Regions from separate parts of the Homo sapiens genome. Here regions 2 and 3 are each linked to region 1. A link is a loop called in an ENCODE intact Hi-C map of the cell type or tissue named here. Cell type or tissue: A673. All regions are shown on one strand. Each heading gives the region's core, and the rest is flanking DNA. Links, peaks and the distances in the headings are about the cores only. Region 1 overlaps TMEM114 (transmembrane protein 114). Region 2 overlaps TMEM186 (transmembrane protein 186). Region 3 overlaps LINC01290 (long intergenic non-protein coding RNA 1290).

Evidence for each region. Hi-C counts contacts between places; a loop is a spot of excess contacts. Peaks named below come from ENCODE experiments on the same cell type or tissue, not always from the same donor. Only the 100,000 strongest peaks of a DNase experiment are listed, where the experiment ranks them.
Region 2: a loop joins it to region 1, with 9 times the contacts of the local background. A loop is called at or near these places in 60 of 110 quality-filtered maps.
Region 3: it touches region 1 in a loop (11-fold over the local background); 11 of 110 quality-filtered maps call a loop at or near these places.

What each region holds. Positions count from the first base shown.
Region 1 is chr16:8,561,472-8,572,491 of GRCh38, reverse strand. It overlaps TMEM114 (transmembrane protein 114), which reads left to right. Exons shown (of 4, transcript NM_001146336.2): 3 at 268-405; 4 at 2,487-2,992. The coding sequence ends at 2,719. Among named protein-coding and RNA genes, the nearest start is that of TMEM114, 24 kb to the left of the region's middle. In A673, for the core only: a CTCF peak has its summit at 4,643 (motif pointing left); a DNase peak (open chromatin) is centred at 4,581; H3K27ac peaks cover 2,866 bases.
Region 2 is chr16:8,784,453-8,795,472 of GRCh38, reverse strand. TMEM186 (transmembrane protein 186) reads left to right here. Exons shown (of 2, transcript NM_015421.4): 2 at 1-293. It overlaps ABAT (4-aminobutyrate aminotransferase), which reads right to left. Exons shown (of 16, transcript NM_020686.6): 16 at 10,903-11,020. Among named protein-coding and RNA genes, the nearest start is that of TMEM186, 7.7 kb to the left of the region's middle. RefSeq lists a silencer at 3,314-3,493. In A673, for the core only: CTCF peaks have their summits at 3,191 and 3,399 (motif pointing right); a DNase peak (open chromatin) is centred at 3,392.
Region 3 is chr16:10,504,215-10,515,234 of GRCh38, reverse strand. LINC01290 (long intergenic non-protein coding RNA 1290) reads left to right here. Exons shown (of 2, transcript NR_149081.1): 2 at 3-393. Among named protein-coding and RNA genes, the nearest start is that of LINC01290, 18 kb to the left of the region's middle. RefSeq lists enhancers at 5,327-5,416, 10,482-11,020. In A673, for the core only: a CTCF peak has its summit at 5,471 (motif pointing right); a DNase peak (open chromatin) is centred at 5,494.

The DNA.
Region 1 (11,020 bases), core at 1,631-9,630:
TGTACTTCAGCCTGAGTGACAGAGCAAGACCCTGTCTCAAAAACAAAACAAACAACAAGAACAAAGCACACAGCCTTGCACGAGATGAGCCTCAACCACTGTTGTCATGGTCATCATCATCATCAGAAACAGTAGAAGTAATCGTCGTAGGGGCAGTGACAGTGTGGATTTTCCCCAGCTCTAGTAGGTGCTCGGGAAGTGTTTGTTGATTGAATGAAGGATGTTAGTAACTGTCCTCTGCCTGGTATCCTCTCTGTCTCTTCTAAGCCATGCATGGGACATTTGTGATTCTGCTGCCGCTCAGCCTGATCCTGATGGTTTTTGGGGGGATGACGGGGTTTCTGAGCTTCCTCCTCCAAGCCTACCTCCTCCTCCTGCTCACTGGAATTCTCTTCCTCTTTGGAGGTAGGTGCCCACCCTGCCTAGGGCTCTGGCTTGTGGTCTGGGGGTTGGGCAATGGGTACTGTGTATGAACCCTCAGCAAACGAGGGGGATCCCAGGGCCTCGTGGGGTTCAGTTTCCCCTTCTGGGATATCAGTTGGAAGAGATGAGTGGTTTCCAGCCCAGAATCACTTAGTCTCTGGTTCCAAGACAGGAGCAGTGCAGAGGGAGCAGCTTCCAAGAATCCTTTTCATTACTTCACCAAAGAAGCCGCATGTATTACCTTTGCCCAAACTCGTGATAGCTTCAAGCTTTAGGGCTGTGAGCTGGCAGGAGACCCTCGCTCCAGCCACCCTCGCTCTATTCTGCTGATCAGCCATTCTGATAGATACTGCTTTGATCGACTAAAAAACGGGCATGACCAGGCACAGAAAGACAAACACCTCATGATCTTTCTATGTAGAATCTAGAAGAGTCAAATTCACAGAAAGAGAGAATGGAACAGGCTGGGGGTGGGGGCAGGGGAGGGTGGGGAGATGTTGGTCAAAGAACACACAATTTCAGCTGAAAAGAAGGAAGTTCAGTGATCTATTGGGCGTCATGGTGACAGCAGTTAACAACAGCCTATTGTGTTCTTGAAAATCGCTGAGAGTAGATTTTAGTTCTCACCACACACAAAAGAAATGCTAAGTATGTGAGGCCGTGCCTGTGTTGAATAGTTTGACCGAGCCACTCCACAGTGTACACACACATATCAAATCCTCATGCTGTGTACCGTAAATACATACAATTTTTACTTGTCAATTAAACAGCAGCACACACAAAAACAAGATGAAACAAAACAACAGGTGGACAGACAATGGCTAGGTTAACACCACTGGTTGGTTTAGTGGACCAGAGGTTTTGAAAAATGGGACCTGGCACGTGGCTGGCTGCCTTAAAGGCTGTCTGTATCCCTGTGTATTTGAAATGTTCCTTTTAAAAAAAAAAAAAAGCAGTGATGACATGCTCCCTTGGAATCCACAGAGGAAAAAAAACAAAAGGGATGTCTGGAGGTGAAAATATTGCAAAGTTCTCATCTCCTCTAACCACTCACTATTATTATTACTATTAGCATTAATAGTTCACCCAGTGACAAATTCTCGAAACCAGCACTGCCTGGTAGAAGTTTCTGTGATGGTGGAGAAGTTCCCTAATCCATGCCGAGCATCGGGAGCTGCAAACCAGGCCAGGGCAGTGAGTGCTGATGGGGGACTGAGCTGTTAACTTCATTTAGATTAGTTAACTTAAATTTAAATAGCCATGTGTAACTGGTCAGTGGCTATCGTACTGGACCATGTGGCTCAAATCTAATATCTGTGGAGAACCACCGTGGGCCAGGCACCGTTCTCGGTGCTGGGGAATTGAAAATGAGCAAAACCAACAGGAGCATGTCTGCCCTCTGGACACTCACAGGCCACTGGGGGAGACAGATGTTAGTTAAATAATTACACAAACATGCCTGCAATCCCAGCACGTTAGGAGGCAGAGACAGGCGGATCACTTGAGGTCAGGAGTTTGAGACCAGTCTGGCCAATATGGTGAAACCCTGTCTCTACTAAAAATACAAACATTAGCCGGGCGCGGTGGCGGGCATCTGTATTCCCAGCTACTCAGGAGGCTGAGGCAGGAGAATAGCTTGAACCCGGGAGGTGGAGGTTGCAGCAAGCTGAGATCGCAGCAAGCTGAGATCGCACCGCTGCACTCCAGCCTGGGCGACAGAGCGAGACTCTGTCTAAAAAAAAATTACACAAAAGAATGCAAAGTTGCAATTGTGACCTGGGCAGTGATGGGCAGCTGTATGGTGCTGTGGAATCACTGCTCAGGCAAGTCCAGGAATCGAAGCGTGAGCTGCCATGTGTGGGAAGGGTAGGAGTTGCCGATGACAGGCAGAGAAGCAGGGGTGAATGCACCCAGCGGGGAGACTAGCACGCGCAAAGGTCCCGCAGCAGGAAGGAGCGAGGACGCTGGACGCTGAGCAGCGTGGCTGGGCAGGGCGAGGAGGAGGAGGGGAGTGCTGGGGCGGGGTGGGGGATTGATCTGCTCTCCCTTTGCCCTCCCTGCAGCCATGGTGACCCTCGCTGGGATCAGCGTCTACATAGCGTATTCAGCCGCCGCCTTCCGGGAGGCGCTGTGTCTCTTGGAGGAGAAGGCCCTCCTGGACCAGGTGGACATCAGCTTCGGCTGGTCCCTGGCCCTGGGCTGGATCAGCTTCATCGCCGAGCTGCTCACCGGGGCAGCCTTCCTGGCAGCAGCCCGCGAGCTCAGCCTGAGACGGAGGCAGGACCAGGCCATATGAGCCTGGGCGCTGGGTCGTGGAGGGGAGGGAGGGGCTTGGCCCCGGAGCTTCACCGACCGATCTCCATCGGCTGCGGCCTCTTCTTCCTCAAAGGCCACTCGGGGAGGCCAGGCACCCCCCTCCTTCCCCCACAAATCCCCGCGGACTAAGCTTGGGGCCTGGCTGTTATCCTAGTACCTGTGTGCTTATGTCCGTGTGTGTCCGTGTGGCCTGGAGGAGCCCGAGGGAGTGCCAAACCGCTTCGCGAGAAATAAAAACGATCCTTTAATCACACACAGAGCTTTACAGATTGCAAAGTCCTCACGCCCCCTCCGACTTCATTTCCTCCTCACCCATGTCCCTTGGATCAGCTCCTTGGTGGGTCTGGGAAAGGGAGAGGGTGCCCTACCTCCTGGGCCCTGTAATGCGTTCAGCTCTCTCTGGGGAGCTCTGGCCTGGAGTTCCTTTTGCTCTAAAATAACTCTGGCATGACATGGGCTTTCTACGGGGTCAGGTTAGGTCTACAATATGAAGCTGCGAGACTCCCAAGGGGTTGGCCAATTGATAGAGCACTCTTCAAGACTAATCATACCTTTTCCGTCCTCCCCCAGAAAAATCCATCCCTCCTTTCATCCTGGTGTTCTGCCCCTGGGAATGGGCTCCCCATCCGGGTCCCCTGGGGCAGTGCTGTTCACATTTAGCGCGCCCCAGACTCTATGGGCTTGTTGATACTCTCGGGCTGATGCCACCCCCAGGGTGTCTGAGCCAGGAGGCCTGGGTGAAGCCCAAAAACTCACATTTCTAAGTGGCTTCCAGGCGATGCCGAGGCTTCTGGCCCAGAGCCACTGTTTGCATAAATGCCGAGGTGGGGCGTTTATTAAGTGACAGAGAAGGGTTGTCATCTTGCTGCTCTTAGAATCACCTGGGTATCTTCCAAAAATCCTGCTGCTGTCTACATCCTTGATCTGATATTCTCTAGGGCTGGTGTCCAGGCATCAGTGTTTTTTAAGAGCTCTCCAGCCTATTCTAACCCAAAACCATGGCTGAGATTCTGTTCCTGCAAGATTCCAAGTCATGAGATGTAGGGGAGGGCCCGAGGAGCCTTTGGCTTAGGAAACTCTGGGAGGTGCTGATGGTTTGGGGAATACTGGTGTGGATTAAAAGATGACAACACGATTATCAACAATATGGCATCATCGTCTTCATCATGACATCATCATCACCATGACGTCAACACTGTCATCATCATAGCTGACACCCACTGAGTACTTTCTATGCACCTGTGCTATTCTCCATGCCAGTCGGTCAGTCAGTCATTCAACAAACATCATGACATCATCACCACCATGCCATGACATCACCACCACAACGACATGACACCACCATGACATCAGCATTGTCATCATTATAGCTGACATCCACATCTATGCACCTGTGCTATTCTCCACGCCAGTCGGTCAGTCAGTCATTCAACAAACACTCAAAGGAAGGCCAGTACACACCAGCAACTGGGGGGGCAATGACTCCTCCAGACCCAGACCTTGCTCTCTGGGGTGCCACATGATTGAGGAGAGAGAGGCATATGAAATACGTAGCCCGTGGTGAGGACTAGGAGATAAGCAAAGCAGGGTACAGATGAGGAAACTGAGGCACTGGCAGGTTAACATAACTGGACTAAGGGCATAAGGAGAGAAAGGGACGCAACTGGGAGTAAACTTCAGAACTGCCTGATCCCAAGATGGTCCTCCCCCTACTTCCACCAACGCCTGCACTTCTTTACTGGCTGTCTGCTCCTTTCAGGACGTTGCTGCGACGTCCCTGTCTAATCCGGAAAGGCGCAAAAGGAGTGGGTTACTCACATGGCCACATGGGGCTAAATGAGCGCTGTTGGAAAATCAGTTACAATGCTGGGGAAAACAAAGTTTTTGCAAAGTGAGGGCAACCATGCTACCGAAAGGGCGGTCTCTGCTTCCACCTGCTGGTCGTATTGTGGAACTGCTCCAGAGGCAGGATTTGATCCCCAAATTCGTCAAGAGACACGTTTTCAGCCCTCCTAGCGCCCAAGTGCTGGATTAAATACTGCAGGGCCAGAGTTCTCAGCTGGGGCGATTCTCTCCCCCACCTGACATTTGGCAGTGTTTGGAGACAGTTTTGGTTGTTCTTAGTGCGTGTGGGGAGTGGTATTACCGGCAGCTCCAGTGGGAAGAGGCCAGGGATGCTCCTCGCATCCTATGATGCTCAGGACATCTGGTCCCACACGTCCACCTTGGGACATGCTGAGACACTCTGCTAAGCGAGCAATAATGGACAATAACAAACCAAAACATGTGTGCACCTCAGGAACTGACAACACAGAATAAGCTCATTCATTCGCCCATCCATTCATGCATTTGATAAATGCTTGCCAGATACCTACAGTGTCAGAGACTGTTCCAGGGCCTGGGGACACATTCATGGGGGTGGCCAAGAAAATCTCCACCCTTCCTAGCTCACATGGGAACAGATGATAAACCCATGAACCAATAATCTATCTGAGAGATTCAGACAGTGATTAGTGTTATGAAGAAAACAAAACAGGGTGATGAGGCCGGGCGCCATGGCTCATGCCTGTAATCCCAGCACTTTGGGATGCCAAGACAGGCAGGTCACCTGAGGTCAGGAGTTCGAAACTAGCCTGGCCAACATGGTGAAACCCCATCTCTACTAAAAATACAAAAAAAAAAAAAATAGCCAGCTGTGGTAACACGCGCCTGTAATCCCAGCTACTTGGGAGGCTAAGGCAGGAGAATCACTTGAACCCAGGAGGTGGAGGTTACAGTGAGCCGAGATCGCACCATTGCGCTCCAGCCTGGGTGACAGAGTGAGACTCCATCTCAAAAAAAAAAAAAAAAAAAAACCAGGGTGATGGGATGAAAGGTGTCTGGTAGAGATGTGACTCCAGGAAGGACAATTAGAAAGGGCTTCTTGGAGGAGGTGACATTGTGCTGAGACCCGCATGAAGAACCTGTAGGTAGGGAAACTGCAGACCAGGCAGGTGACAGCAGACGCAAAGGCCCTGAGGTGGGAAGAAGCTTCTGTGTTAGAGGGAAATGAAGAGGGAGGGTTGATGGAGAGAAATAGGAGGTGAAGGTAGAGGCAGGGAGAGAGAAGGCAGTGGGCGATGCCCATGGCCCGTGGTAAGGAGGTGCTGATGATTAAGTGGGGTTGGGATGCTGTTCCATTCTGTTCTGTTCTGTTCTATCCTGATCCATTCTGATCTGTTCTATTCTGATCCATTCTGTTGTGTTCTGATCCATTCTGATCTGTTCTATTCTGATCCATTCTGTTGTGTTCTGATCCATTCTGATCTGTTCTCTTCTATTCTGATCCATCATTCTATTCTGACCTGTTCTGTTCTATTCTGATTTTTTTTTTTTTGAGACTGCGTCTAGCTCTGTCACCCAGGCTGGGGTGCAATGGCTCAATCTCGGCTCACTCCAACCTCTGCCTCCCAGGTGCAAGTGATTCTCCTGCCTCAGCCTCCCCAGTAGCTGGGACTACAGGCACGCACCACCATGCACCATGCCTGGCTAATTTTTTGTATTTTTAGTAGAAATGCGGTTTTACAGTGTTAGCCAGGATGGTCTCGATCTCCTGAGCTCATGATCCACCTACCTTGGCCTCCCAAAGTGCTGGGATTACAGGCGTGAGCCACCGTGCCTGGCCCGATCCATTCTGTTTCGATCTGTCCTGCCGTATTTTAATCCATTGGATTGGTTCTGTTCTATTCTGATCCATTTTGTTCTGATCTGTTCTGTTCCATTCTGTCTTGTCCTCTCCTCTTCTATTTTCTTATTCCACTTGGACTCTCTCTTGAGAGTGATATGCCTTTAAGACAGTGGTTCTCAACCCTGGCTCTACATTAGCATCACGTGGGGGTCCTATTTAAAAAACAACCAGTTGCTAGCACTGGGGCCCCAATGGAGCCAAATGCAATCAGACCCTCGAGGGCGGACCTGGGCATTGTTATGTTCACAAAGTTCCCCAGGTGATTCTGCTGTGCAGGGGAGGTAAGAACCACTGCTCTAAGACCCTTAGGTCTGTTGTGTGAACGGACCGGCCTGCAGGGGTGAGAGTGGTTGCAGGAAGTACAGGGAGGGGCCTCCCAGGGCCAGATGAGAGGAGAAAGAACTCGGAGCAGGTGGAGGTGTGGTCAGATCCAGGTGTGCTGGACTAACCGGGGGTTAGAGGAGGGGATTTATACTCATGAGAAGGTAAACAGGAGGAGGAAGTGGGACTACGGCGCGTGTCCCTTTGCTGGGGAGGCTCAGCCACGATTTGTCCCCTCAGGTCCAGACCTGGCTGGAACCCCTGGCAAACAACTGGCCGCTCTCTTTCTCTCAGAGAAGGCGCTCTATCTGGCAAAGAAGATCCATTCATTTATTCACTCATTCATTTATTCACTTGCCACCCACCCATCCATTCATTTACTCACTCATTGCTTCACTTATTTATATATTCATGCACGCATTCAGTCTTTGTTCATTCATAAGTTCACTTGCTTATACCTGTCCCATGCTTCATTCATTCACTCACTTATTCATTTATTCATACATTTTCCCATTAATCAATTCACTCATCCATCCATGCATCCATCCACCCATCCATCATTATCCATCCATTTGCTTACCCACTCACTCACTCACTTATTCACTCAGTCATTAATTTACTCATTCACTCACTCACTCATTCACTCACTCACTCACTCATTCACTCACTCATTCACTCACTCATGTATTCACTCAGTCACTTATTTACTCATTCACTCACTCACTCTTTCACTCCCTCACTCACTCATTCACTCACCCATTCCCTCACTCACTCATTCCCTCACTCAGTCACTCATTCACTCATTCACTCACTCACTCATTCACTCCCTCCCTCCCTCATTCATTCACTCACTCATTCACTCACTCATTCCCTCCATCACTCACTCACTCATTCACTCACTCATTTACTCACTAATTCACTCACTCACTCATTTACTCATTCACTCACTCATTCACTCATTCCCTCCCTCCCTCACTCACTCATTTACTCACTCATTCACTCACTCACTCATTCACTCACTCATTCACTCATTCCCTCCCTCCCTCACTCACTCATTTACTCACTCATTCACTCACTCACTCATTCACTCACTCATTCCCTCCCTCCGTCACTCACTCATTTACTCACTCACTCATTCACTCACTCACTCATTCCCTGACTCATTCACTCATTCCCTCCCTCCGTCACTCACTCATTTACTCACTCATTCACTCATTCATTCCCTCCGTCCCTCCCTCACTCATTTACTCACTCACTCATTCCCTCCCTCCCTCACTCACTCATTTACTCACTCACTCATTCACTCACTCACTCATTCCCTCACTCATTCACTGACTCATTCACTCACTGACTCATTCTCTCACTGACTCATTCTCTAACTCACTCATTCACTTATTTCATCACTCATTCACTTATTTCATCACTCATTCACTTATTTCATCACTCATTCACTCACTCACTCATTCACTAACTCACTCATTCACTAACTCACTCATTCACCCACTCACTCATTCATGCACTCACTCACTCATTTACTCACTCATTCACTAACTCATTCACTCACTCATTCACTAACTCACTCATTCACTTACTTATTTCCTCACTCATTCACTCACTCACTCATTCATGCACTCACTCACTCATTTACTCATTCACTCACTCATTCAGTCACTCATTTACTCATTCACATACTCATTCACTCACTCATTCCCTCCCGCCCTCCCTCACTCACTCATTCACTCATTCACTCACTCATTTACTTACTCGTTCACTCACTCATTTACTCATTCCCTCACTCACTCATTCATTCACTCACTAATTCACTCACTCACTCATTCACTCATTCCCTCCCTCCCTCCCTCCCTCCCTCACTCATTCACTCACTCACTCATTCCCTCCCTCCCTCACTCATTTACTCACTCAGTCATTCACTCACTCATTCCCTCACTTATTCACTGACTCATTCATTCACTCACTGACTCATTCACTCACTCACTCATTCACTAACTCACTCATTCACTTACTCATTCACTTACTTATTCGCTCACTCATTCACTCACTCATTTACTCATTCACTCACTCATTCAGTCACTCATTTACTCATTCACACACTCATTCACTCACTCATTTCCTCCCTCCCTCAGTCACTCATTCACTTACTCACTCATTCACTTACTCATTCACTCACTCTTTTCCTCCCTCCCTCAGTCACTCATTCACTTACTCACTCATTCACTTACTCATTCACTCACTCATTCACTTACTCATTGCCTCACTCATTCACTCACTAATTAACTCACTCGTTTACTCATTCACTCACTCATTCACTCATTCCCTCCCTCCCTCACTCACTCATTTACTCACTCATTCACTCACTCATACCCTCCCTCCCTCACTCACTCATTTATTCACTCACTCATTCCCTCACTCATTCACTGACTCATTCATTCACTCACTGACTCATTCACTCACTCATTCACTTACTTATTTGCTCACTCATTCACTCATTCATTCACTCATTCACTCACTCATTTACTCACTCACTCACTCATTCAGTCACTCATTTACTCATTCACACACTCACTCATTCACTCACTCATTCCCTCCCTCCCTCACTCACTCATTCACTTACTCATTCACTTACTCATTCACTCAATTTACTCATTCACTCACTCATTCCCTCACTCACTCATTCATTCACTCACTCATTCACTCACTCCTTCCCTCCATCACTCTCTCACTCATTCACTCACTCATTTACTCACTAATTCACTCACTCACTCATTTACTCATTCACTCACTCATTCACTCATTCCCTCCCTCCCTCACTCATTTACTCACTCATTCACTCACTCACTTATTCACTCACTCATTCCCTCCCTCCCTCACTCATTTACTCACTCATTCACTCACTTACTCATTCACTCACTCATTCCCTCCCTCCTTCACTCACTCATTTACTCCGTCACTCATTCCCTCCCTCCCTCACTCACTCATTTACTCACTCACTCATTCCCTCACTCACTCATTCCCTCACTAATTCATTGACTCATTCATTCACTTACTGACTGATTCATTCACTCACTCACTCATTCACTCACTCACTCATTCACTTACTTATTTCCTCACTCATTCACTCACTCATTGACGCACTCACTCATTCACTCACTCACTCATTAACTCACTCATTCAGTCACTCATTTACTCATTCACATACTCATTCACTCACTCATTCCCTCCCTCCCTCACTCACTCATTCACTCATTCACTCACTCACTTATTCACTCACTCATTTACTCATTCACTCACTCACTCATTCCCTCACTCACTCATTCATTCACTCACTAATTCACTCACTCACTCATTCACTCATTCCCTCCCTCCCTCACTCACTCATTTACTCACTCATTCACTCACTCACTCACTCATTCCCTCCCTCCCTCACTCATTTACTCAGTCACTCATTCACTCACTCACTCACTCATTTACTCACTCATTCACTGACTCATTCACTCACTCACTGACTCATTCACTCATTCACTAACTCACTTATTCACTAACTCACTCATTCACTCACTCATTCACTTACTTATTCGCTCACTCATTCACTCACTCACTCATTCATTCACTCACTCATTTACTCACTCATTCACTCACTCACTCATTTACTCACTCATTCACTCACACATTCAGTCACTCATTTACTCATTCATATACTCACTCATTCACTCACTCATTCCCTCCCTCCCTCATTCACTCATTCACTTACTCACTCACTCATTCACTTACTCATTCATTCACTCATTTACTCATTCACTCACTCATTCACTCACTCATTCCCTCACTCACTCATTCATTCACTCACTCATTCACTCACTCATTCACTCCCTCCTTCACTCACTCATTCACTATTCACTGATTCACTCATTACCTCACTCACTCATTCATTCATTCATTCCCCCACTCATTGCCTTCCTCCCTCACTCATTCATTCACTGATTCATTTATTCACTCGCTCACTCATTCATTTATTCACTCATTCATTCACTTATTCACTCACTTGTTCATATAGTTATTCATTCATTCACTTACTCATTCATATGCTCATCGACTCATTCATTCAACAGTGACTTCTTTGATGCCTGATGTGCCAGGTGCTGTTTGAAACACCAAGGATTTAGCAGTGAACAAAAGTGACTCAAAACCTGCCTTTTGAAGCTGACATTCTGGGGT
Region 2 (11,020 bases), core at 78-8,077, 220 kb before region 1:
AATGTCAAACGTGTGGCAGACTCAACAGCCTACAGCAGATATTATTAAGCATTTGGTCAGAGGTTTTAGCAGGGAGAAAGGCTTCGAGCAGTCAGCAGGGACTTCCAGAGCCCTGTGCTGTGCCCCTCACATATCCAGCGGCAGAAGGGTCTGTCAGGATGTTAACTACACATTGACGAGCAGATGTCGTCCAGGTAGGCACGAAACCCCAGTTGAGATTTGTTCACCACCCAGAGGTCTAGAGGCTCTTGCTTTGGATGGCCCTGCAGTGTAATAAAGCCAAATGCACCGGATGCTGGTACGTTATTTTATAAACTTAAGCCAGTTATATACATTGCCCCACATAATTAATAATATATGTTCATTATACAATTTGTAACACAGTAAAGAGGAAGGAAGGCATGATCTTTATTATTTTGCCACTCGAAAGTCAATAAGAATGTTTTATCGCTGGGGGCGGTGGCTCACACCTGTAATCCCAGCACGTTGGGAGGTCAAGGTGGCGGATCACGAGGTCAGGAGATCGAGGCCATCCTCGCTAACAGGGTGAAACCGTGTCTCCACTAAAAAATACAAAAAAATTAGCTGGGCGTGGTGGCAGGTGCCTGTAGTCCCAGCTACTCGGGAGGCTGAGGCAGGACAATGGTGTGAACCTGGGAGGCGGAGTTTGCAGTGAGCCGAGATCACGCCACTGCACTCCAGCCTGGGCGACAGAGTGAGACTCCGTCTCAAAAAAAAAATATTTTTTTTTATTGTGTAGCCTTCCATTTTTCTTAACCATACCAAGATACACCTAACAAATTTATCCTTTTAATCATTTTTAAGTGTGCAATTCAGGGACATTAAGTATATTAACAATGTTGTACAGGCTGGGCACACTGTCTCATGCCTGTAATCCCAGCACTTTGGGAGGCTGAGGCGTGTGGATCACTTGAAGTCAGGAGTTCAAGACCAGCCTGGCCAACATGGCAAAACCCTGTCTCTACTGAAAATACAAAAATTAGCTGGGCATGGTGGTGGGCACTTGTATTCCCAGCTACTTGAGAAGCTTGAACCCGGGAGGCAGAGGTTGCAGTGAGCCGAGATTGCACCAATGCACTCCAGCCTGGGAGACAGCCAGACTATCTCAAAAACAAACAAAACAAAAAATGTTGTACAACCGTCACCACCATCTATTTCCAGAACATTTTCATTATCCCAAACAGAACTAATATACCCATTGAGCAATAATTTCCTTCTTTTTCCAGCCCTTGGCAACCACTAACCTGCTTTCTGTCCCTCTGGATTCACCTGTTCTGGATATTTCATATAAATGGAATCATACAATATGTGACCCTTTGTATCTGGCTCTTTTTTTTTTTTTTTTTTGAGTTGAAGTCTCGCTCTGTTTCCCAGGCCAGAGAGCAGTGGCGCGATGTCCACTCACTGCAACTTCCGCCTCACCAGCTCAAATGATTCTGCCTCAGCCTCCCAAGTAGCTGGGATTATAGGTGCCTGACGCCAAGCCTGGCTAATTTTTGTATTTTTAGTAGAGATGGGGTTTCACCATGTTGTCCAGGCTGACCTGGAATCTCTGACCTCAAGTGATCACCCACCTCGGCCTCCCACAGTGCTGGGATTATAGGCGTGAGCCAGTGCGGCTGGCCTGTATCTGGCTTCTTTGACTTGGTGTAGTGTTGTCAAGGTGCATCCGTGTTGTAGCATATGTCAGTGCTATTTCTTTTTTATGGTTAAATATATTTACGGGTGCAGTGTGTATTCTCTGTGTGTGCCACATTTTGTTTGTCCATCTGTTGATGGACATTTGAGTTGTCGTCACCTTTTGACTACTGATGAATGAACATTTGGCTATTGCTGTGAACACTGGTATACGAGTATCTGTTTGAGTCCCTGCTTTCAGTTGTTTTGGGTACGTACTGAGAAGTGGATTAACTGGATCCTGTGGTAATTCTGTTTATTTTTGAGGACCTGCCACTTTTCCACAGCAGCTGTACCATTTTACATTCTCACCAGCAACAGACAAGGGTTCCTGTTTCTCTACATTCTTGTCAACAGTGGTTACTTTTCCTTTTTTTTAAATTTGAGATGGAGTCTTACTCTGTCACCCAGACTGGGTTGCAGTGGTGTGATCTTGGCTCACTGCAGACTCCGCCTCTCAGGTTCAAGCGATTCTCCTGCCTCAGCCTCCTGAGTAGCTGGGATTACAGGCACCCACCACCATGCCCAGCTAATTTTTCTGCTTTTAGTAGAGATGTGGTTTTGCCATGTTGGCCAGACTGGTCTCGAACTCCTGAACTCGAGGGATCCACCTGCCTCGGCCTCCCAAAGTGCTGGGATTACAGGTATGAGCCACCACGCCTGGCCCTTCACTTCGATGCTTCTGTCCTGTGCTTCCATCCTTGCTTTACTTGAGTCCGTTTTTGCAGCTGTCAAAGTGATGCTTAAAAACAGAATCACGTCACTGCTGTGAAGGCTGATGGCCTAATCCACCCTCCCCTTCCCTCCCTCATCCGCACCTCTGTGGAGATCATTCCCCCAGGTCACGACTGCCTTGCTGTTCTCCAGTAATCGAGAATATTCCAGCCTTAAGGCCTTTGCATTGACAGTTCCCTCTGCCTGGAAGGCTTTCTCCCTAGATGCCTGCAAAGAGAACTAACCGCCTCCCCTTCAGTATCCTCTCGGTATAACAGGGTTTTACTATTTATGCTCAAGAAGTGTAGTGAAGATTCAATTATATAGAAGAGACATGTGCATAGCAGTTACACGTGGCTGTTCATTCCTTCTGTACCTTGCCTTCACCTGCCTGTCAGTTCCTTCAGTGACTGTGACTCCCTTCCCCATGAAGAGATAAAGCCTGTGGCTAAAAAATGTCTTAAGAAGTCATAATGATTTGACCTTAACCTCATTAAAACCAAAAATTCTCTCTGTTGGGTTGTAAGTAATGACCTGAGTGAGCCTCACCCCAGGATATTCTGATTATGTCTGGGGTGGATTTCCAGGATCTGTTTTTTTGACCAGCTTGAAGCCAATTCTGAGATTCAGGCAGGCTGGGAATTTCTGAAATACATTACTAGAACAGAAGACACCAGAGTGACACATGGTTCTGTGGACTTTGTGTTCCTGGGCCAATTTTCTGCCCAAAGAATAGGTTCTTAACACTGGCTTTATGTGTAGAATCTCCTGGAGAGTGTTTTAAAAACCCCATTGTCGAAGCCCATGACCAGGCATTTTTATTTTCACGGTTCCCTGGGTGATTCTAACATGGTTGACCATCGCTGCCTTTGGAGAATCACCACTCTGTTAAGTCTGCAAGGGGCTTGCCCTGGGAGGTGAGACCAGATTCTCACCCATGCAGGCATTCCATGTGTGGTCTGCTCATGCAGTACCAGCAGAGGGCACACAGAGCAAATGCATTATTCTAACGCTGTATCCCTAAGCTAAAATCACAGATGTCCACCAGATAACAGGAAATGTGTTAGGGCTTCTGTCATGCACCAGTAGGGTAGTACCTGAGAGCTGCCCCCAAAAAACCAAAGTCAACAACAGAAGCAATAAAAGGACTGGTGCAGTGGCTCACACCTGTAATCCCAACTCTTTGGGAGGCCAAGGTGGGCAGATCGCTTGAGACCAGAAGTTCAAGACCAGCCTGGGCAACATGGTGAAACCCCATCTCTACTAAAAATGTGAAAAATTAGCTGGGTGTAGGGTACATGCCTGTACTCCCAGCTACTGGGGAGGCTGAGGTGAGAAGATCACTTGAGCCTGAGGGGCAGAGGTTGCAGTGAGCTGAGACTGCGCCACTGCACTGCAGCCTGGGTGACAGAGCGGGATCCTGTCTCAAAAAACAAAAAAAACATTAAGTGTGCCCAACCCTTGTTGAATCTGGTAGAACCTGGGCATCTGTTTGTTTATGCTTCCCAGGTTATTCCACAGTACTACAAGTTTTGAGAATCACCCAAAGCCATACAATAGATGGCAAAGCAGCTTCTCAGAAAATGGGAGTTGTCTTTAGATTTGGGTGGTAGATATATTGGCAGTTGCCCCCTTTAACAACAATTATAACATGATTGTCTTAGTTCACTTGGGCTGCTGTAACAAAAATACCGTAGGCTGGATGGCTCAAGCAACATTAATTTTTACAGTTCTGGAGGCTGGGAAATCCAAGATTAATGCGTCAGCGGGTTCATTGTCTAGGAGGGCCTGTTTCCTGGTTGGTAGACAGGCTTATTCCTGCTGTGGTCTCCCATGGCAAAAGAGGTGAGGGAGCTCTCTGAAATTTTTTATAGGGCACTAATCCCATTCATGAGGGATCCACCCTCATGACCTAATCCACTTCCAAAGTTCCCATCTCCAGATATCATCACATTGGAAATTAGGTTTCAACATATGAATTTGGGGGTGACATAAACATTCAGAATATAGCAATAATCTAACAGAAATACTGAAGTGTACATATAAGGATGTTGACTGAAATATTTCCAATAGCAAAAAAACTAGTCCGGGCATGATGGCTCATGCCAGTAATCCCAGCACTTTGGGAAGCTGAGGTGGAAGGATCGCTTGAGACCAGGAGTTCGAAACCAGCCCGGTCAACATAGTGAAACCCCATCTCTACAAAAGAAAAAATAAAACATTAGCTGGATATGGTGGCACATGCCTGTAGTCCTAGCTACTTGGGAGGCTGAGGCAGGAGAATTGTTTGAGCCCGGAAGTTCAAGGCTGCAGTGAGCCATCACTGTGCCACTGCACTCTAGCCTGGGTGACAGAGTGAGACCCTGTCTCAATAAATAAATAAGAAAAGTAAAAACTGGGAATAATCTAAGTTTCCATTAGTAGGCCACATGGTTAAGTAAATGTTGGTAGATTAATATTGTAGTATACATGCAACCTTTAAAAAGAGTGAGATTGTACTGTATCTGTGGAAAAGACCACGAGGTAGGTAGTGAAAAAAAAAAAGCAAGTCACAGAACAGTGTAGTTCTGTGTGATCTTATTTGTGTTTTTAAAAAGTACATGTTGGCCAGGTGCAGTGGCTGTAATCCCAGCACTTTGGGATGCTGAGGCAGGTGGATGACTTGAGGTCAGGAGTTCGAGACCAGCCTGGTCAACATGGTGAAACCCCATCTCTACTCAAAATACAAAAATTAGCTGGGGGTGGTGTCAGACGCCTGTAATCTCAGCTACTCAGGAGGCTGAGGCAGGAGAATTGCTTGAACCCAGGAGGCAGAGATTGCAGTGAGCGGAGATCGCAACATCTCACTCCAGCCTGGGCTACAGTGTGAGACTCCATCTCAAATACATACATACATACATACATTGCAAATTGTGAAGAGTGGCTACCCCCGGGAGAGGATTGAGGGTGAGAGGGGTATAATGAGCACATCATTCATCCTAGCAAATGAAGAAAAACGCTGTAATAAACAGTCTGTTCTTCCATTCCCTTCTCCTCCCACCAGCTTTCTAGGCAAAGGAAAGTTTCTCAACCATGAATTCCAATTCTGGACTCAGAAGCTGAGTAGATGGAAGGAAACATGCAGTCTTTGAAAACTCAGTTAAAGCAGCTGTGATTTAACCATGTTTGTCCCTTGTCAAGTGGCTTTCCTTCTTGTCTGGATTTTGCCCCCGTCTCCCTGCCATGCTGTGGCCATGTAAATAATTTAGATGCCTAGGGTGGTCTGGAGCATGTCCGTTTTATTTTTTTGTTTTTCGAGACAGAGTCTTGCTCTGTCGCCCAGGCTGAAGTGCACAGGTGTGATCTCGGCTCACTGCAACCTCTGCCTCCCGGGGATCAAGCCATTCTCCTGCCTTAGCCTCCCAAGGAGCTGGGGTTACAGGCACCCACCACCACGCCGGCTAATTTTTGTATTTTTAGTAGAGACGGGGTTTCACCATGTTGTCCAGGCTGGTCTTGAACTCCTGACCTCATGATCCACCTGCCTCAGCCTCCCAAAGTTCTGGGATTACAGGCGTGAGCCACTGGGTCTGGCCTGTTTTTCTGTTTGTTTGTTTGTTTGTTTGTTTGTTTGTTTTAAGATGGATCCTCGCTCTGTCACCCAGTCTACAGTGCAGTGGTGCAATCTCAGCTCACTGCAACCTCTGCCTCCTGGGTTCAAGTGATTCTCTGCCTCAGCCTCCTGAGTAGCTGGGGTTACAGGCGCACGCCACCACGCTCAGCCAATTTTTGTATTTTTAGTAGGGACAGGGTTTCACCACGTTGGCCAGGATGGTTTCAAACTCCTGGCCTCAAGTGATCGGCCCACCTTGGCCTCCCAAAGGGTGGGGATTACAGGCGTGAGCTGCTGTGCCCAGCCACATGTCAGTTTTCATATGGCCACCATCCACACATGAGGTCTGCATCAACTGGGGACCTGGTGACGATGCTCCCAGTGTGCACGTGGGAAGCACAGCCCAGTGGTAGCTGTTGTCCTCCTTCCTATGCTGGTTACCAAAAATGAGACTTACCTTGTCATAGGGCCAGATGTCTATGGCATCCGCCACCCAATCATTGCATAACCATGTTTAATGCGCTCCCCAAAGCAGATCTGGTGGGCTGAGCAGCTTGCAGGGGACAGCCTGGATGAATTGCCTGGAGAACTAGAGTTGGGAGCTTGCTTTATGTTGCTGCTTTATGACTGCAAGACTCGTGAGTTCCTAAATAGAAAGCAACAGGGTCCCTTTGAACTCCGGGCAGAGTCCAACTTTTAATGGCCTTGTTTTGATCCTGCGCCATTCAATTGTAAAATCTTGCCTGATTAGAGTCCCATCAGGCAAGGCCAGTACCGTCTAGGTATGGCCATGTTCATACCAACTCTAAGGACACAAACATTCATTTTACTGATTAACAGTTGAAATACACTCTCAGATTCAGCTGGGCTTGCACCTATGGTGTGAAGTAGATTTAATATTTACCAGTGGGAAGTTAACTCTCACAGAAATATAATATTGCCTTTTAGAACTATATATGAGACACACTCAGCTATTCATGGAGAAGAAGCAGTAAAGGACACCAGCATGTATTAAATGCCTACTGTGTGCTGGGCAATTATTATAGGATTTCATTTAATCTGCCAGCAACACTTTGAGTTGGAGAACCCCAGAGAGGTGGTAGAGTGTTCGGGTGAAGCATATGGCTTCTGAAGCCAAACTTCTTGCCTGCTTGAATTCCAGCCCTGCCAATTCCCAGCTGTATAACCTCTTTCTCTGCCTCGGTTTCTTCCTCTGTGAAGTGAAGATAATAACACCACCTACCCAGGATTGTGGGGAGGATTACATGACTTACTACATGAAAAGCACTTAAAATAGTGCTCAGTCCAGGCAAGCACTCAATAAATGTTAGCTAGCAATACTATAATCATCCTTTTTTGGCAGAATAAGGTTCAGAGAACTGAAGTGACTTGCCCACGATCACCCGTCTAGAAAACAGTAGAGCTGGGTCATTCCACTGCCTCCCCAGGGGAAGGACAGAATATAGAAAACAGGCCGGCACAGTGGTTCATGCCTGTAATCCCAGCACTTTGGGAGGCCGAGGCAGGCGGATCACCTGAGCTCAGGAGTCCGAGACCGGCCTGTCCAACATGGCGAAATCCCGTCTCTACTAGAAATGACAAAAAATTAGCTGGGGTTGGTGGTGCATGCCTGTAATCCCAGTCACTGGGGAGACTGAGGCAGGACAATCACTTGAACTTGGGAGGTGGAGGTTGCTGCGAGCCAAGATTGCACCACTGCACGCCAGCCTGGGCGACAGAGTGAGACTCTTGTCTCAAAAAAAAAAAAAAAAAGAAAAGAAAACTGTGACTCTTTAACAATTTTTTTTTGGTTTTGTTTTGTTTTTTGAGACGGAGTCTCGCTCTGTCACCCAGGCTGGAGTGCAGTGGCACGATCTTGGCTCACTGCAACCTCCGCCTCCTGAGTTCAAGCGATTCTCGTGCCTCAGCCTCCCAAGTAGCTGAGACTACAGGCATGTGCCACCACACCTGGCTAATTTATATGTTTTTAGTAGAGACGGGGTTTCACCATGTTGGTCAGGCTGGTCTCAAACTCCTGGCTCAAGTGATCTGCCCGCCTCGGCCTCCCCAAGTGCTGGGATTATGGGAGTGAGCCACTATGCCCGGCCAGTGCTTTATAATTTTTACAACAGACGGGTGAGGTAGGTACAGTAAATCCTCATTTAATGTCATCAGTAAGTTTTGGGAAACTGATTATAAGTTAAACGACATACAATGAAACCAATATTTTTTCCTCATCATAATAGTAAGATGTTGAAAGAAACAATGTTATAACAAGACAACTTTGAATGAAATGATGTTTTCGAGGACCTGCCATCCATTTCCAAGAACCTATCTGTGACATTAAGTGAAGACTTACTATTTGTATACTTTTTTTTGTTTCGAGACAAGGTCTCACTCTGTCGCCCAGGCTGGAGTGCAGTGGTGCAATCATAGTTCACTGCAGCCTCAATCTCTTGGGCTCAGGCAATCCTCCCACCCCAGCCTCCCAAGTAGCTGGAATTATAGGCACATGCCACCATGCCAATAAAAATTTTAAAATTTTATTCTTAGTAGAGACAGGGTCTTGCTGTGTTGCCCAAGCTGGTCTCAAACTCCTGAGCTCAGGCGAATTCACCCGCTTTGGCCTCCTGAAGTGCTGGGATTACAGGCATGAGCTACCACACCCAGTCTTGTATGCCTGTTTTTAAGATGAGGAAATTGAAGCTTGGAGAGGTTAAGGGAATCTGCTCCCAATCACACAACTTGAAAGTTAGGATTTGATACACACTGATGTGGAAGGATGCTGTAATATTAGCATGTGGACAGATGTGAGTGTATGTGCACTTGTGTGCAGTCAACTCAGGACTAGCTGAGGGTAGGAACTGTCAATCGCTCAAGGAACTTTCTCTCGGCCAGCCTGGCCATCAGCCTTGGAAGGTCAACTTGACCTGGTCGGCGTTGAGTGTGAGCTCCGACATGCACATTCCTAAGGTAGGTGAGTTGAAGGCACCGGAACTTCAAGGTCAGTAACCCTTTGATGGCCAGGCACGGTGGCTCCCGCCTGTAATCCCAGCACTTTGGGAGGCCAAGGTGGGAGGATCACCTGAGGTTAGGAGTTCGAGACCAGCCTGGCCAACATGGCGAAACCGCATCTCTACTAAAAATACAAAAAAATTAGCTGGGTGATCTGCCCACTTCGGCCTGCTGAAGTGCTGGGATTACAGGTGGGATCCACTGTGCCTGGCCAGTGGCACTTTTCAAAAAGCTCTTTCGGGTGATTCCTAAGCGCGTCCAGCGTTGAGAATCACCGTCCCGGATGCTTTGGATTCTCTACTTTTCTCTCTCTCCGTCCCCATTATTTTCCTAATTCATTCAGGCCACCAGGTGAGCGTGGCTGCAATAGACTCCTAACTGGCCTCCCTGCCTCCCTGTTCTTCACCGTGAACACTCAGGACAACCTTTCTATATATATTTTTTGAAACGGGGTCTCACTCTGTCGCCCAGGCTGGAGTACAGTGGCGTGATCTTGGCTCATCTTAACCTCCGCCTCCCAGCTTCAAGTGATTCTCCTGGCTCAGCCTCCTAAAGTGCTAGGATTATAGGTGTGAGCCACCACGTCCAGCCAGGACAATCTTTCTAAAACACCCCTCGGTTTGCTCCCTTGCATCAAGCCTCTGGCGGCTCCATCACCAGCATGGAAAGCCCACGCCCCTCATGTGGCACAGAAGGCTCTCGAGGGGCCCAGCTCCTGCCTGTTTTCTGGGCTCTTCTAGTCTCCTACTCTTTGTGATCTAGTGATACTGAACTTTTCATAGACGCCTGCTGTCGCCCTGTCTCTGTGCCTTCGTGGACCTCTTCTCTTGTGGAATGCCTTCCATCACTCTGGAGCAGCTTTTGCTCAGCCTTGAAGATGAAACTCAGGGGCTTAACTGCCACCCTGACTGATGTGAGGGGCCCAGCCTTTGTGCCTCTGCTGCATCCAGTGTTTTCCCACGTCCTGCTCCTTACACTGTTTTTTTTTTTTTTGGTTATTTTTTTATTTTTATTTTTTATTTTTCTTTACCTTGCTAGAATGTGAGCTGCGAGGCCAGGCGCAGTGGCTCACGTCTGTAATCCCAGCACTTTGGGAGGTTGAGGTGGGCGGATCACCTGAGGTCAGGAGTTCGAGACCAGCCTGACCAGCATGGTGAAACCTGTATTTACTAAAAATACAAAAAATTAGCTGGGCCTGGTGGCAGGTGCCTGTAATCCCAGCTACTTGGGAGGCTGAGGCAAGAGAATTGCTTGAACCTGGGAGGCGGAGGTTGCAGTGAGCCGAGATCGTGCCATTTCACTCCAGCCTGGGCAACGAGCAAAACTCCATCCAAAAAAAAAAAAAAGGGGGGCCGGGCGTGGTGGCTCACGCCTGTAATCCCAGCACTTTGGGAGGCTGAGGTGGGCGGATCACAGGGTCAGGAGTTCGAGACCAGCCTGGCCAAGACAGTGAAACCTCGTCTCTACTAAAAATACAAAAATTAGCTGGGCGCGGTGGCGAGCGCCTGTAATCCCAGCTACTCGGGAGGCTGAGGCAGCTTGAACCTGGGAGGCAGAGGTCACAGTGAGCCGAGATCATGTCACTGCACTCCAGCCTGGGTGAAAGAACTAGACTCTTGTCTCAAAAAAAAAAAAAAAAAGAATGTGAGCTGCGAGTACGGACCACATGTTGTCCATCCTTGTGTCCCTGTCACATAGCATGTCCTCGATTTACTTAATGAAATGCATGGCCTTACAGTGCTTCCTGATCCCAAGGCAGAGTTATGCATGTAGAGTGTTCCCCAAGACATCCCTAAGAGGTATATAACAGGCATTTAATAAGTACTTGTCACCTAATTATTTAACAAGACCATTTCCACCAAAAAAGTCCACATTCACTCATGTTTCAATTATAAATTTTATTTAAGAATACTGACTAACACAGGAAACAGATTTAATTCATGGAATTGTGCATATGGTCATCCGTTACATTGTGACATGTTAATTTTTTTTTTATCATTT
Region 3 (11,020 bases), core at 1,682-9,681, 1.9 Mb before region 1:
AGGATGAACGCACGACGGAAAAGAGTAGGGAACATTTTGCTTGATGAGAAAATCCGCCAGCAAGGATGTTGGGCTCTAAGCAGAACTGAAGCTCTGGAATTAAGAACACAGCCAAGGAAGAGCTCTGGACTCTGAGTTTAAAGAAGCTGACTGACTTGTAAGGCAATTCCAGGTAAGATTGGTGAATCAAGTTAAGAATCAAAAGCAACTGAGATCAACGTGGAGGCCTGGAAGGTAAGGGCCATATTTTACCTAGATACTAGCTTAGAGACTTGCTACATTGGCACTGTATTTTAAGTATGTTATTTAGTAGTATTGTGAAATCAACTGGTTTCAACATTGAAAAGGATAAAAATAGCTTATGAAAACAAAACGGTTTTTTTTTTTTTTAAAGGATAAGGTGCATGTTTAATTTCAATTGCAGAAATGAAGGGAAGAGGCACTCCTGCCACCTGGTGGGCATTTATCCAAATTGTTTGTTCAGGTCTTTTAGGGGTGAAATTCGGGTTGTTGAATCTAGGTTGAACACACAAACATTCCAGCCCCAGCAGCAGTTGGGTCTTATTTCCTTCCCCTTGACCTGGGATCTGTACCTTTCTGTTTCCAATTAAGGCCTTTATAAATGAAAGCAACCTGGTTTGGCCAGATAAAAGTTCATGTCTCCTTGCCCGTGTCCTTGTGAACTGTATGACACTGCTCTCTGGAAATCTCGTGTGTGTACTTTTCACTTGTTAACCTCCTGTGTCCCCCACTACAAGGTCAGCTGCAAGAAGGCAGGGATTCTGTCTGGTCTTGCTATTCATGATAGTGCCTGGTACACTGTCTGGCATATTGGTCGATAGTTCCCTGATGAATGAAAATTTAACAAATAGGTGAAAACAGAGTTTTGGGTTGCCTGAGTGGCATGTTCCAAACCTTTACCATATGGTAAACCTCTTAGTTCAACTGCTAATAATTTCTTCTGTGTCTTGGGTTACAATCAACCTACCCAAGTTTGGCCTCTATCTTGCTGCAAGAAATAACTCCTGCCCATAGCTGTACCAGATTAGATTTATACAGAACCCAGTAGCCTGAAAGAAGACCTCCAATCCTACTACTTAACTATCCCAAATATCTCTCTGCTTGCTACTCATGGGTCCCAATTTGCAAGCAAGTGGTAGGTGAGTGTCCCTGGCTCATGGGACATTTTTTTTTTTTTCGTAAGGAGATAAGGGGTAGATAAGTAGAATTAGCCCAGTGGGAAATGATTTCAAGCTGCGGATTGATGATTAGGGTAATTTGTGGGTAGTCCAGAGAATGCCCCATGATCCTAAAGAATTACCATCATGCGTTGTTGCGATAGTGGTCAGATGAGTTTGAATTGATCATTGGCTGTGATTAGGGAGTCTCCTGTGCTGACCCATGTCCTCCCTTCAGAGGCATCTGGAACATCAATCCTGCAGATTATTCAGCTCATTAGGAATTCCCCGTGGAAGCTCAATACTTTCCTGAATCTGAATAGTTAAACCTCTGTGTTGCAAAAATCAAATACCATCTGGCTTTTGTGTTGTCTTGGCTAAATCCAGTCAATCCCAGCTTCTTCAATGGCATTTATGATATTCTGTTCCCACAAATCCAGAGAATCATAACTGGGTTAGAAACAGTTTTATTTAATCTTGGGTGTAGAAAGATTGTTTTCATAGATCAGACAGCATTTACCTCCATCAGAGTAAGAAAAAAGAATGTCCAGGTGTGTCCTTGCCCCAGTGATCACAGCATCTGTTGATATGTTCCTTGATATCAGTATATAGATCAAACTTACTGTCATCTTTAAAGAAGTTTACTTCATTCAAGTGCGGTGGCTCATGCCTGTAAAACCAGCACTTTGGGAAGCTGAAGTGGATGGATCACTTGAGGTCAGGAGTTCGACACTAGCCTGGCCAACATGGTAAAACCCTGTCTCTACTGAAAAAGTACAAAAATTAGCCAGGCATGGTGGCATGTGCCTGTAGTCCCAGCTACTCAGGAGCCTGAGGCATGAGAATCGCTCGAACCTGGGAGGTGGCGGTTGCAGTGAGCCAAGATCGTGCCACTGCATTCCAGCCTGGGCGACAGAGTGAGACTCCATCTGAAAAAAATAAATAAATAACTTAATGGCATTGACAAATGGTTGCCCACCCCACAAACCACCCACATACCCTAGTATCAAAATTATGGGAAATTGTTTCTTTCAAAGAGACTTCAGAAAAATATTGTATCCTGGTATAGAATGGATGGTTATTTCATTGTTTATATGAAAGGGCCTTGCTTGTTGACCAGTATTTGTATTTTAATTAATTTTTGTCCTTTCCCACTATCTAAGTAGCAAATCTGTCATAACTCCTGTGGTTACTGTCTTTTTAGACTTTGCCTGTGTGTTTGGATGTTTGGATTCCAGTAGAGAGGGTTCTTCCCCCGACACAGTCCCACCACTCGTAGTTCAATTGCAGGAGAGGAAAAACTTCATTTATCCTGTTAGATTCTGTGACTGGAGTCTGTAAGTTAAACTGACAACAGGTAGATGAACAGGAGGAAAGACATACAAATTTTAATATTTTTACATGCATGGGGCTTCACATAAAAGGAGCAAAAATGCAAAGCAGTGGTTAGACTTGGGGGCTTATATACCATTTTCCTTTTTTTTTTTTTTGAGATGGAGTCTTACCCTGTCACCCAGGCTGGAGTGCAATGGCATGATCTTGGTTCACTGCAACCTCCGCCTTCTGGATTCAAGCAATTCTCCTGCCTCTGCCTCCCAAGTAGCTGGAACTACAGGCACAAGCCACCACGCCTGGCTAATTTTTTGTATTTTTAGTAGAGACTGAGTTTTACCATGTTGGCCAGGCTGGTCTCGAACTCCTGACCTCAGGTGATCTGCCTGCCTTGGCCTCCCAAAGTGCTGGGATTAGAGGCATGAGCCACTGTGCATGATCAAAAAAAGCAATTTTTAAAAAAAAATTACCCAGGAGTGGTGGTGTGTGCCTGTAGTTGCAGATACTCAGGAGGCTGAAGTGGGGGGATCTCTTGAGCCCAAGAGTTGGAGGCTGCAGTGAGCCATGATTGTGTCACTGCACTCTAGCCTAGGTGACAGAGAATCTGAGAAAGAGAGAGGGAGGGAGGGAGAGTTTGGGTTCCTAGGGCTGGTAAGTTGTGGAAAGATGACTAGGAAGTGGTGGGTAAGGGTTGTTTAGTAATGTTTGTCATGCCAACTCATCTCTGTGCCAGTCACCCTGCCTTGGTATAGAGAAACATCTTTACATGGGGAATTTCCCTGCTTTTAGGCAGAAAGGGAGTGGGTAGAGAGCTCTTTTTGTCTGCAGTTTCTCAGTTGCCCTCAGCTCAAAATAATCCTTATGCCGAAGTGGCCTCTTCTGGGGTAATGTATTCTGATCCCCTTCAACACCAATAGAAAATCAAGGTAGATACACACCCCTCCTCCCAAAGTCTCAAGAGGGTGAAAGGCAGGAACTGCAAGGATTATATTTGTCTTCCTTATACGGCTCTTTCTCTGTCTCTTTTTTTTTTTGAGATGGACTCTTGCTGTATCGCCTAGGCTGGAGTGCTCACTGCAACCTCTGCCTCCTAGGTTCAAGTAATTCTCCTGCCTCAGGCTCCTTACAGGCAACCGCCAGCACACCCAGCTAATTTTTGAATTTTTAGTAGAGACAGGGTTTCACCATGTTGGCCAGGCTGGTCTCACACTCCTGACCTCAAATGATCCACCCGCCTCCACCTCCCAAAGTGTTGGGATTACAGGCATGAGCCACCGCACCCGTCCTCTTTTTTCTCTCTACGTTCAGTTCAGTTCTTCCAGTCTGTCATCCTGGATTTGTGGTCATGGGTAATATGTAAGATCGTTAGTCTGTCTCTGCTTTTGCAACCTTGACTGCCATCTGACAATTCAGGATAAGGCCTCTCTGCTTTCATGATGCTGGGCACATCTGATTGAGGTAAGAGCTCTTGACGGGATTGATGGAGGGCTTTGCAGCTTCGTTATTGATGGGTAAAATGTCTCCCAGCAAATGTGGGTGTCTAAGAGTATGCAGGGGAACCCACCTCCATGGCATGTGGGGTGAGGGCCTGGTATCATTTCTTTGAACAAACCATGGCTCCCAGTGGAGAGGGAATGTATTAGTCAGGCTAGGGCTGCTATAACAAATTACTATAAATGGCCAAGCGTGGTGGCTCATGCCTGTAATCCCAGCACTTTGGGAGGCTGAGGTGGGTGGTTGACTTGAGGTCAGGAATTCGAGACCAGCCTGGCCAACATGGCAAAACCCCGCCTCTACTAAAAATACAAAAATTAGCCAAGCATGGTGGCACACACCTGTAATTTCAGTTACTCGGGAGGCTGAGGCAGGAGAATCACTTGAACCCGGGAGGCAGAGGTTGGAGTGAGCCGAGATCGCACCACTGTACTCTAGCCTGGGCAACAGAGTGAGACTCTATCTCAAAAAAAAAAAAAAATACTATAAACTTGGTGACTTAACACAACAGAAATTATTTTTCTTGCCATTCTGGAGGCTGAAGTGTCCACAGGACTATGCCCCCTCTGGAGGCCCTCATGGAGAACTCATCCTTGCTTCTTCTAGCTCCTGGTGGCTCCAGGCATTCCCTGGCTTTTGGCTGCATTGTTCCAATCTCCACCTCTGTCTTCACATTGCATTTCTTCTCTCTCTCATCTCTGTGTGTCTCTTATCAGGACACTTGTCATTTAATTTGGGCTGAGATCATCCAAGATGATCTCATCTGGAGATTCTTAATCACATCTGCGAAGATCCCCTCCCCTCCCCTTCCTCCCCTTCCCTCCCTTCCCCTCTCCTTCCCTCCCCTCCCCTCCCCTCTTCTTTTTTAAGACAGAGTCTCACTCTGTCGCCCAGGCTGGAGTACAGTGTGGTATGATCATAGCTCATGGAGCCTCAATCTCCTGGACTTAGGTGATCCTCCCAACTCAGCCTCCTGAGTAGCTGGGACTACAGGTGTGGGCCACCATGCCTGGCTAATTTTTATTTTTTTTTTAGAAATGGAGTCTCGCTATATTGCTGGTCTCAAACTCCTGGGCACAAGCAATCCTCCTGCCTTGGCCTCCCAAAATGCTGTGATTACAGCAGGCATGAGCCACCGTGCCTGGCCGATCCTTTTTTCCAAATAAGGTCACATTCACAGATTCTAGGATGAAGACATCTCTTGGGGTGGGGGACCCAGTTCAACCAGCTGCACACGGGATGTAGATAAATGCTGGAAGGGCCCAGAGGACGCCTCTTGATGATGGAGTAGGGTTTCTCTTTCTTCATTAGCAAGGGAACTACACATATTTGTAGAGCAGTGCCCCTTAAAAATCATCGTTTATATTTTCAGTTCCTGTCTCAGCAACCAGATGAAGTATTGAGTGGAGTCCCTTCCATCCACATTAATCTGTTGATGGGAGTGGTGTGTTCCTTCAACATTACCACCAGGTGGCAGCCAAGAACTTAGAGTCAGGCGGGCTCATGCTTGCTGCCTGACCCAAGTACATGGTCTTAGCTCCTGAATTGAGATCCAAGTTTGCAAATAACGACAGAGGATGCCAAATCACCTTTGCTCTGGCCTATTCAGTAACATGTCACTTAATAGGGAGAATTACCGGATCAGTCCACCAGCCAGCCTAGTGTGGCAATAACTTACCCCAACTGTTTAAGCATTTACATAGCACTACCTGTTTTTTGTTTGTTTGTTTGTTTTATTTTTGAGAGGGAGTTACGCTCTTGTTACCACGGCTGGAGTGCAATGGTGCGATCTCGGCTCACTGCAACCTCCACCTCCTGGGTTCAAGTGATTCTCCTGCCTCAGCCTCCGGAGTAGCTGGGATTACAGGTATGTGCCACCACGCCCAGGTAATTTTGCATTTTTTAGTAGAGATGGGGTTTCTCCATGTTGGTCAGGCTGGTCTCGAACTCCCAATCTCAGGTGATCCACCCACTTCGGCCTCCCAAAGTGCTGGGATTACAGGCATGAGCCACCGTGCCCGGCATACACACCTGTTAATTTTGCCTGTTTTGCATTTCTTTCCTTACTTTGGGGTAGTTGGGAATGTTAATCACTTTAGCCCCTTCCCTAGCACAATTATTGTTTCAAAGATTGGCATATTAAGTCATTCCAGTGGGAGCATCACAAAGAAAATCTGATATTCTTTTCTTTCTGTGAATCAACCTGTATCTTTCCTGCAAGTTATTCCCCCGACACACTTGCTTGCTGTCACAGGACCTTCACTGATGGGATCTGCATTTTGTTAACAGTTTAAGGTGGTCAACTCTAGCACAGGCCAGGCCAAAAGTCAAAAATTCTTCATTACTGAATGAATATCCTAGGTAGATTATACAAGGATGTCCTTATACTACCAAAGAATGTTCTTTTATAATATAAAAGGATGTCCTTATTCAGATGTCCCTAGACCAATTACTTTAACTTTTGGAATGTCCAAATACAGCCAAAATCGACCCCTGAATTGTTTCTAAAACTGAGATCTTTTATTAAAATAGCAAAAGGAAGAAGTGATAGGTTCCATGAGGCCTATAGTTACAGAGATTTATTATTGAATTTGTTCAAAACATTTTTGTGTTTTAAATATTTCCCAGATGATTCTGATATGTGACCAGGGTTGAGGACCAGCATTTCTCTATGAGAGCTAGATCAGGTGTGAATTTCAGAATTAGAGGTGATTAATTTGACTGTTATCTCTTTCTCTCTCTACTTTTTGTGCCTGGAATACTTAGTTAAAACTTATTAAGCACGGTGGCTCACACCTGTAATCCCAGCACTCAGGGGAGGCGGAGGCAAGCAGATCACTTGAGGTCAGGAGTTCAAGAGGAGCCTGGACAACATGGTGAAACCCCGACTCCACTAAAAAAATACAAAAATTAGCCAGGTTTGGTGGTGTGTGTGCCTGTAGTCCCAGCTACTCGGGAGGCTAAGGCAGGATCACCTGAACCTGGGAGGCGGAGATTGCAGTGAGCCGAGATCGCACCACTGCACTCCAGCCTGGGTGACAGACTGAGACTCCATCTTAAAAAATAAATTAATTAAATAAAACCAATTAATCTCAGGAGACCTGATTCTCTCTTGCTGAGATGGGTAGAGAGAAATCCTTTGGCAACTAAACCTGTTACTCTAGCATTGTCTCTGTTTTCCAAAAATCCTGCTTAAGCTTTACTTATCTGTATTTAATGTGAACCTATCCCCCCTTATTGTTCTTCTGTGCCACCTCATCTTAAAGTCTATACATTGATAGGTTCTGCATTGAGTTCTTGCACTTCTCTAAGGAAAGAGAGCAAGAGAATTGTGGAAGTTTGGAAGAAGTGAGGGTAAAGAGACTGGATATCTTTCCAAGTTAAAGCAGTTTGGAGCCAAGGCTGATGGTAAAGAGAATATTGCAGAATTTGTTAAATATCCATTAATGAGTAGAATCTGGCAATTCCTGGAACCATAGTTCGAGATTGAGGGTGGAATAAAGATATATCAGATACACCCACAATCAGAGAATTTAACACCTATAGCCCCTCATTGAAAGAAAAAGTGTGGGATGCAAGAAAAATGGTGAATACAGAAATATGATAAAAATGCCAGTAAATTAAACAATTATTGACTGGAAACAGCCGTAATGAGCTCTTTTTGCTTTTAAAAGATGGGTCTAAACTTATTGATAAAAATAACAAATAGGCTGGGTGCAGTGGCTCACACCTGTAATCCCAGCACTTTGGGAGGCTGAGGCGGGTGGATTACCTGAGGTCAAGAGTTCGAGACCAGCCTGACCAACATGGTAAAATCCCGTCTCTACTAAATACAAAAAATTAGCTGGGCATGGTGACACATGCCTGTAATCCAAGCTGTGCAGGAGGCTGAGGCAGGAGAATTGCTTGAACCCGGGAGGCAGAGGTTGCAGTGAGCCAAGATTGCACCACTGCACTCCAGCCTGGGCAACAAGAGCGGAAAACTCTGTCTCAATCAATCAATCAGGCAGTAGGTGTTTATCTGGGGTAGGCAACCTGTAGTTAAGGCATTTTCTTGTAAGATCCTTTTCTTGATTGGAAGGATGTCAGAGATATGGATTAGACTTTGTTGGGAAAAAAGGTTTTGAATGTATGTTGATATTAAAACATTATGAATAAAATGACATATCACAGATCTGCATCATAATAATTCAGTGCCTGATGGGAGCTGAGAAGGTATACAGGGTTTAGATGACACAAGGTTGACACGAGTTGAAAATTGTTGGCCGGGCATGGTGGCTCACGCCTGTAATCCCAGCACTTTGGGAGACCGAGGCGGGCGGATCACCTGAGGTCGGGAGTTCGAGACCAGCCTGACCAACATGGAGAGACCCCGTCTCTACTAAAAAATACAAAATTAGCCGGGCATGGAGGCACATGCCTGTAATCCCAGCTACTCCAGAGGCTGAAGCAGGAGAATCGCTTGAACCTGGGAGGCAGAGGTTGCAGTGAGCCAAGCTCGCACCACTGCACTCCAGCCTGGGTGACAGAGGAAGACTCTGTCTCGAAAAAAAAAAAAAAAAAAGTAATGTATGTTGACATTTGAGGGAAGTCACTGAAAGAACAGAAAAACAATGAAATTACTGTAAACAAGCAGAAGGAAGAAGGAAGAAAGGAAACGTTTCAACAGAAGGAATAGAAGGAGAAAAATAAGCAAACAAAAAGGATAATAAACAAAGAAAATACACAAAATAATATGGTATAAAATAAGTCTCACTGCACATTTCAGTTGTGAACCCAAAAGTATGAAAGACAGATCTCAATCGATTTAGAAAGTGTGTTTTGCCAAGGTTAAGGATATTCCTGTGACACACAGCCTCGGTGTTACAGGAAAGCGGTCCCGATCCAGACCCCAAGAGAGGGTTCTTGGACTCCACACAAGAAAGAATTCAGGGTGAGTCCACAGATTAAAGTAAAAGCAAGTTTATTAGGAAAGTAAGGGAATAAAAGAATGGCTACTCCATAGACAGAACAACCCTGATGGCTGCTGGTTGCCCCCCCTTTTTTTTTTTTGAGACAGAGTCTTGCTCTGTCACCCAGGCTGGACTGCAATGGCACGATTCTCCTGCCTCAGCTTCCCAAGTAGCTGGGACTACAGGCACATATGCCATCATACCCAGCTAATTTTTGTATTTTTAGTAGAAACGGGGTTTCACCATATTGGCCAAGCTGGTCTCAAACTCCTGACCTCAGGTGACCCACCCGCCTCGACCTCCCAAAGTGCTGGGATTACAGGCATGAGCCACTGCACCTGTCTGGTTGCCCATTTTTATGGTTATTTCTTGATTATATGCTAAACAAGGGGTGGATTATTCATGCCTCCCCTTTTTTAGACCATATAGGGTAACTTTCATGCGTGTCTGTGTGCAGAGACCACCACACAGGCTTTGTGTGAGCAATAAAGCTTTTTAATCACCTGGGTGCAGGTGGGCTGAAGCGAAGGGAGATAGAGGTGGGGCTGTTTTATAGGATTTGGGTAGGTAGTGGAAAATTACAGTCAAAGGGGGTTGTTCTCTGGCTGGCAGGGGTGGGGGTCACAAGGTGCTCAGTGGGGGAGCTTTTGAGCCAGGATGAGCCAGGAGAAGGAATTTCACAAGGTAATATTGTCAGTTAAGGTAGGAACAGGCCATTTTCACTTCTTTTGTGATTCTTCAGGCCATCTGGATGAATACATGCAGGTTTGGGCTCAGAGGCCTGACAGTAACTTGCTGACATTTCCATGGCATTTGTAAGCTCTCACGGCACTGGTGGGAGTGTAGCAATGAGGATGACCAGAGGTCACTCTTGTAGCCATCTTGGTTTTGTTGGGTTTTAGCCGGCTTCTTTCCTGCAATCTGTTTTAACAGCAAGGTCTTTATGACCTGTATCTTGTGCTGATCTCCTGTGTTGTCCTGTGACTTAGAACGACTTAGTCTGTGAATGCAGCCCAGAAGGTCTCAGCCTTATTTCACCCAGCCCCTATGAAGATGGAGTTGCTCTGGTTCACACACCTCTAACATTAGGAAGTCCAGATGACACGTGCCTACTGTGGTTGGGGCACAGCTTGGATTTATACATTTTAGGGAGATATGAGACATCAATCAATATGTGTACGATGTACATTGGTTTGGCCTGGAAAGGTGGTGTTAGAAATAAGAGCTCAGAGTCATAAAGAAAATGAGCACTCAAACAAAAGATTTCTCAGCAAGCCAAATTTACTTCTGCAGAAAGGTGCAGCTTGCACCAGTCATGACTGCAAGAGCACACTGAGCGGGGGAGGGCAGGGGTTTTATCCCTAACGCAGTTCCTAGCACTTCTGTGTCCTTTCCCCATTGGCTGAGGTTGGACTTCACAATCTAAGCTAAGGTTTAAACTGAATAGGGTCTATTAGATGGGAAGGAAGAGGGACTGTCCTTTACTAGGCCAGAAGGACTTGTCTATCTAAGCACCGCAAAGGCGAGAAGGTTGTTTACAGAACAGGTAGCTAGGAGACAAGGAAGTACAAGGAAGTTGGTCATAAGAAACAAAGAACAGAGAACTAAAGCTTTTTGAAGATTAATTTATCATCTCTGACATTGGGACAACTGGGTGTAGGGTGGGAATTTCCAGGTCATAGGTAGATGAGAGACAAGGGGTGCATTCCTTTGAGTCTCTGATTAGCCTCCCACTGAATATGCAATTTACATGTGAGAGGAGGGTAGAGGAATAGTCACTTAGGCCTTAGTCTGGTTTAGTGAAACAATAGGGCAGAGGAAGCAATCAGATAGGCATTTGTCTCAAGTGAGCAGAAGGAAGACTTTGAGTTCTGTCTGTCCCTTGTCCACAAGGAATTTCCTTCTGGGAAACTTGTGAGGGAGGTATGCAGCTTTTTTTTTTTTTTTTTTTTGCTGTTGTTGTCAAACCTTTGTAGCTATGTTATTTAGGAATAAAATGGGAGGCAGGTTTGCCTGACATAGTTCCCAGCTTGACTTTTCCCTTTTGCTTAGTGATTTTTGGGG